Regions from separate parts of the Homo sapiens genome. Here region 2 is linked to region 1. Evidence: chromatin contacts called from ENCODE Hi-C or POLR2A ChIA-PET data. All regions are on one chromosome and are shown on one strand. The core of a region is the stretch at or near the end of the contact, and the rest is flanking DNA. Distances in the headings are between cores, read along the strand shown.

Region 1 (2,700 bases), core at 66-2,565:
TAGGTGTCAGCTTGTCAGTCACTCGATTGGCGATGTAGGACCTGCAGGATGGCAGAATAGTGAGGAAAGGAGCCCACCTGTCTTCCACCTCCATCCCATCACTACCCACTCTCTTAGGGCTCAGGGATAGGATGTCCAGTATTGCCTTTTTTTCCTTTTTCTTTGAGATGGAGTCTCGCTCTGTTGCCCAGGCTGGAGTACAGTGACGCGATCTCTGCTCACTGCAACATCCACCTCCTGGGTCCAAGCGATTCTCTAGCCCTAGCCTCCCAAGTAGCTGGGACTGCAGGCACGCACCGCCACGCACGGCTAATTTTTGTATTTTTTAGTAGAGACGGGGTTTCGCCATGTTGGCCAGGCTGGTCTCGAACTCCTGACCTCAGGTGATCCACCCGCCTCGGCCTCCCAAAGTACTGGGATTACAGGCGTGAGCCACCGTGCCTGGCCTCCAGTATTGCTTATTCTCATCCAAACTGAAGCGGGCTGGAGAACAGACTTTTGTAAGGATTCCACTAACGAGTGAGGGGAACTGAAAGTAACAAAAGTTGGGACAAATCTTTATCTCCAGAGAGAGAAGAAACCTCTCTTCCCACAGTGGTCTGTGGAGGCAGGCAGGGTGGGCTGGCAGGCAGGAAAGGAAAAGGAAGATGGGAAGACCTTTCACAAATCTGTCCTGAGCTCACCCAGTGGTTGTTCTGGAGTCCGCCCCCAGAACCACGCCCCCGTCAAACTGCACGGCCATGATAGTGGTCTGGGAAAAGGGAAAAAGGAGTAAGTCTACATTCTCCAGCAGACACAAACCTCAATGATCTCTCTACCTAGTTCCAAAAATACAAAATCTGTCCGTCGCTGAACCATTTTCAAATCTTATAGGGGCCTCAGCACCCCGCAGAATACCAGAATGCCAACCCTCAAATCTCAAAAGACTCATCCCGTACTTAAGCCCAAGATCCTCACTAGCCTCGCAGGATTTCAGAATTTCAAACTTCAGCCCACCCTCCACCTCCCACTACGAAGCTACCGCACCACTCCACCATCTTCGGGGTACCTCTCCCCATTCCTGGAGCACAACACATTCCACCTCCTCTCCACCCCTGCCAGATCTCTCAACCCCACTCAGGCTTTATCTTCCCATCGCGTCAGGCCTTGTGCACGTCCTATGAACCCCGATTCCTTCCTCACCCCAGTGGAAACTTCTCGGCTTTCCCAGTCTGGAGTGAACGCCTCCGGCCCCCAAGCCGGTGCTGGCCCGGCTCCCCGAGCAGCTAGTAAGGTAGCCGCCATCTTTCTCCTCCGGTACTGCCTCAAAGCAACTGTCGTAAAGCGCTCTGTCACGCTCTTTGGTCGCGCTTTGAGGCCTTCTGGGAGCGAAGCTACTCCGAGGTTGACGGCAGAAGGGAAAAGAAAAGTACAGTACTGCATGGGGACGGTTCTTTTGCGACAGTGAGCACTTGATGGCAGCGTGGCAAGCAACAAACAAAACAAGAAAGTCAGCAAAACCCCCCCCCCAAAAAACCAAAAAAAACCCAAAAACCGTTCGGCACTTTGGGAGGCTGAGGCGGGCGGATCATGAGGTTAGGAGTTCAAGACCAGCCTGGCCAACATGGTGAAACTCCTTCTCTACTAAAAAATACAAAAATTAGCCGGGCGTGGTGGGGCGCGCCTGTAATCCCGGCTACTGGGGAGGCTGAGGCAGGAGAATCGCTTGAGCCTGGGAGGCGGAGGTTACAGTGAGCCGAGATCACGCCACTGCACTCCAGCCTGAGCGACAGAGCAAGACTGTCTCAAAACAAAAGCAAAAACAAAACAAAACAAAAAACAGTCCTAGTGGCTTGCGCCGTACCGATCTTATGGAGTTACAGTCCAAAGGGCCCACAAAATAAACCTGAGAGTCTTTGGGCTAAAGTGACCACACCATGTTTTCATTTCTTTTAGTTATATACTTAGGAGTATATGCTGGCAGAGGAATTTATGGGTTCTATGATAACTGTATGTTTAACATTTTGAGCAACCGACAAACTGTTTTCCACAGAAACTGCACCATTTTACATCCCTACAAGCCATGTGTGAGGGTTCCAATTTCTCCACATCCTCACCAACACTTGTTATTGTGCATTTTTTTAGTTATAGCCATTCCAGTGGGTGTGAAGTGGTACCCTGTGGTTTTCATTGGTATTTTTCTAATGATTAGTGATGCTGAGCATATTTCCATGAGATAATTGGCCATTTGTATGTCTTTTTTGATGCAATGTTTTTTCAAGTTCTTTGCACATTCTAAAATTGGGATATGTCTTTTGTTTAATATATTTTTGGGGTTTAATTTTTTTTTTTTGAGACGAGGGTGGGGTGTGTGTGTGGGGTGGGTTTGTCTTGCGGTGTTTCCCAGGCTGGAGTGCAGATGGGATCATGGTGCACTATATCAGCCTCGAACTCCTGGGCTCCAGTGATCCTCCCGCCTCAGCTTCTCAAGTAGCTGGGACTACAGGTGTGTGCCACTGAACCCAGCTCTATTTGTCTTTTTTTTTTTTTTTTTTTTTTTTTGAGACGGAGTCTCGCTCTGTCGCCCAGGCGGGACTGCGGACTGCAGTGGCGCAATCTCGGCTCACTGCAAGCTCCGCTTCCCGGGTTCACGCCATTCTCCTGCCTCAGCCTCCCGAGTAGCTGGGACTACAGGCGCCCGCCACCGCGCCCGGCTAATTT
Region 2 (2,700 bases), core at 152-2,651, 2.5 Mb before region 1:
CAAAGTTGTTTCCGAAATGATCCCCCTGCCAAACACCTCGATCTTGGTTCCCAAAGAGAACCCAGGAACCCAGCCTCTCCTGGAAGGCCCTCCCACTTTTCCCAGGATGCATCTGTCCTGTCGGCTTTTCAGGCCGGGCCAGTACAGTCAGTAGAAAGTGGGAGAGGTGGGGGGTGGTGAATGACAATAAAATGAAAGCAAAAGGTTGGTAGTAGTGAGTAGTAGAAAATCATACTAGGCTAGTAGAGTTAAGGACTTCGAAACCGTGGAACTCCCAAACCAGTTACAACAGGAAGACAGTGACAAGGTGAAGAACGCCTATCACGGTGGGAAACTCATCTGCCTGAGGCTTTTAGGCGCTGTCCACCCAGGCCGACAGAAAAGTTGGGCTCCTGTCCAAACGCCCTGTTTCCCCATTTCTCCGGCCTCCCAGCTCGAAGGGGTGCCACTTACACCTGGCTGACCGCCACACTTCACAGGAGGGTTTTTCAGGAAAGCTCCTGGGGCCCTTGAGGTTGGGAAGCGCTAACATATGCCTGCAGCAGGCCCTCCGGGGTGATTAGGACCCGAGCCTCCGGCTTCCACTCCTCAAAATCTCAGGCCCCCTCGGAACCCCCGCGAGGACTAGCTCCCCGCGCTAGGGGCTGCCGGCTCCTGCCGACCATGTGGCCGTTCCGGGCTTCCGGTGGCCGGGACCTGGGGGGAGGGGTCCCCGCGCTGCCATGCGGCCCCGGTCCACGCTTGGCCATGCGGCCTGCGACCCCGAGGGCAGCCTCCCGTGGGGGGCACTTCCGGTGCCGCGGCCGCCCCCTCCTCAGAGACTGCGCCAGGCCGGAGCCACGCCGCCTCCCCTCCCCCCGGCCGTCCGCCAACCCCCCCCATCATGCCCTCTCACCGAATAGCCCCCTCCCCCACCTCACGTGGCCGCGCTGAGCCGGGTCCTCAACGGCCCAGGTACCCTTGCCCCGGTGGGCCGATCTGGCCCCTGGCCCTCGCCCCGGCGTGGCCGCCTGGCGGCCTCTCCCGCGTGGCTGCCTCGCGGCTCGCCGTCCCCCGCCCTGCGTCGCTCCAACGTCACCGGGCCAACCCCAACCGTCACCCCGCGCGCCAACCGGGGCGCGCGCCCGCGCCTCTCCTCACCTCGCGCCGCTCTCTGGCCGAACCCGTGCGGCGGCGGCCGCCGCTCCCCTCTGCCCCCTCCCCGACCCCCGCGCAGTTCCATCTTCTCCCGGGCCCAAGCCAAGGTACCGCGCACACGCGCCCTGCCCGCTCTCACCTCGCGCGAACGCACTGACTCGACCCCGTCCGCTCGCCGCGAGCCCAACCGCTGCCTCCGAGCCCGCTGCCGCCGCCGCCGCCGCCTCTACCGCCGCCGCCGCTGCTGCACACGGGTCTTAGTACGCAGGCGCCGACTCCCCACTGACCAACCAAGCAGCCCTATGACAGCCGCGCAAGCGTGCTATCTATCTCCTCCGCCCTCCACCCCCGCACTGCGCAAGCGCACACACCCTACCCATCTCCACCCTCCCTCCCACCGACCCGTCCAATGACGCGCATACGTGACCCCGCCCCTCACAAACCCTGAGCGTTTTCAACTAATCTGCAACGCGCAGGCGCACCCGGTTTTTTAATCTCTTCAACCTCATCTTCCCTCCCCTTGATAGACCGCTCGTCCTACCGGGCAGTCCTTGCGCCTGCGCAATAAGGAGCCCTGCACTCCACACCCTCTAAAGGAAACGCCTGGGTCTCAGAACGCATGCGTGTTCGGAATCCTAAACAACCCCTTCCACCTCAGACGCCGTCAGTACGCCAGGCGTTGAAAAGACCACGCCGCTAGATCACTTGTCTCGTCTAGAACGCATGCGTCTCAGGATACGCCCCACCTCGGCTTTAACTGGACTTAAACGACTCACACGTTTCAGAAAACTTGCTCTGTGGGGTGGGCGCCTTGTCTTGGAATCAGTCCCCCCAGTTCCACACATGCGCGGGAGATGTCTTTCCGCCCCACTCTTCTAGCGCGCTAGTGTGGTCGGGTTCCCACCCATCTCGGCTTCACTTCTCTAAATCGAATGCCTATGCTCTGCCATAGAGTTCACCCGAGAAGATAGAGCGGTCCTGCGGCGGACACCATCTTCTTTAAACCCTCAGTCCGTATTGGTCTCTATGGCATCCATAGAGGCCATTCGGCTCTGAGGTCCTCAGTAAAGAAACTTAGATGGTATTACTGTGTTTTCCCCAACTGTGCTCTGCGGTTCCCCAAAGTATTGTCTACGAGGTCCCTTAGAAAAAATTGTCTATAAAAATGAGTGGTGGGCCGGGCGCGGTGGCTGACACCTGTAATCTCAGCACTCTGGGAGGCCGAGGCGGGCGGATCACCTGAGGTCGGGAGTTCGAGACCAGCCTGACCAACATGGAGAAACCCCGTCTCTACTAAAAATACAAAATTAGCCGGGCGTGGCGGCGCATGCCTGTAATCCCAGCTACTCGGGAGGCTGGGACAGGAGAATCGCTTCTCCTGTGGAGGTTGCCGTGAGCCGAGATTGCGCCATTGCACTCCAGCCTGGGTAACAAGAGCGAAACTCAAGTCTCAAAAACATAAATAAATAATACATAAATAAAATAAAATAGTGGTAGGCCGGGAGCGGTGGCTCACGCCTGTAATCCCAGCACTTTGGGAGGCCGAGGCGGGCGGATCACAAG

The links. Hi-C counts contacts between places; a loop is a spot of excess contacts on that map. ChIA-PET counts read pairs that join two places held with the same protein, here RNA polymerase II (POLR2A). Pooled maps may share reads with other maps.
Region 2: a loop to region 1 is called in a map of lower leg skin, with 30 times the contacts of the local background. The contact joins the promoter of EIF5A here to the promoter of PSMB6 in region 1. A Hi-C loop is called at or near these places in 1 of 168 maps with a recorded cell type or tissue (lower leg skin) and 1 of 50 pooled maps. POLR2A ChIA-PET finds 5 or more read pairs at or near these places in 1 of 52 experiments (activated CD4-positive, alpha-beta T cell).

The regions. Positions count from the first base shown.
Region 1 is chr17:4,794,779-4,797,478 of GRCh38, reverse strand. It overlaps PSMB6 (proteasome 20S subunit beta 6), which reads right to left and starts at 1,315. Exons shown (of 6, transcript NM_002798.3): 1 at 1,183-1,315; 2 at 684-751; 3 at 1-41. The coding sequence starts at 1,284. RefSeq lists enhancers at 1,002-1,531, 958-1,556.
Region 2 is chr17:7,306,329-7,309,028 of GRCh38, reverse strand. It overlaps EIF5A (eukaryotic translation initiation factor 5A), which reads right to left and starts at 1,401. Exons shown (of 6, transcript NM_001970.5): 1 at 1,277-1,401. RefSeq lists enhancers at 1-234, 1,465-2,275, 2,105-2,404, 2,276-2,700 and silencers at 705-824, 915-1,084, 1,445-1,554.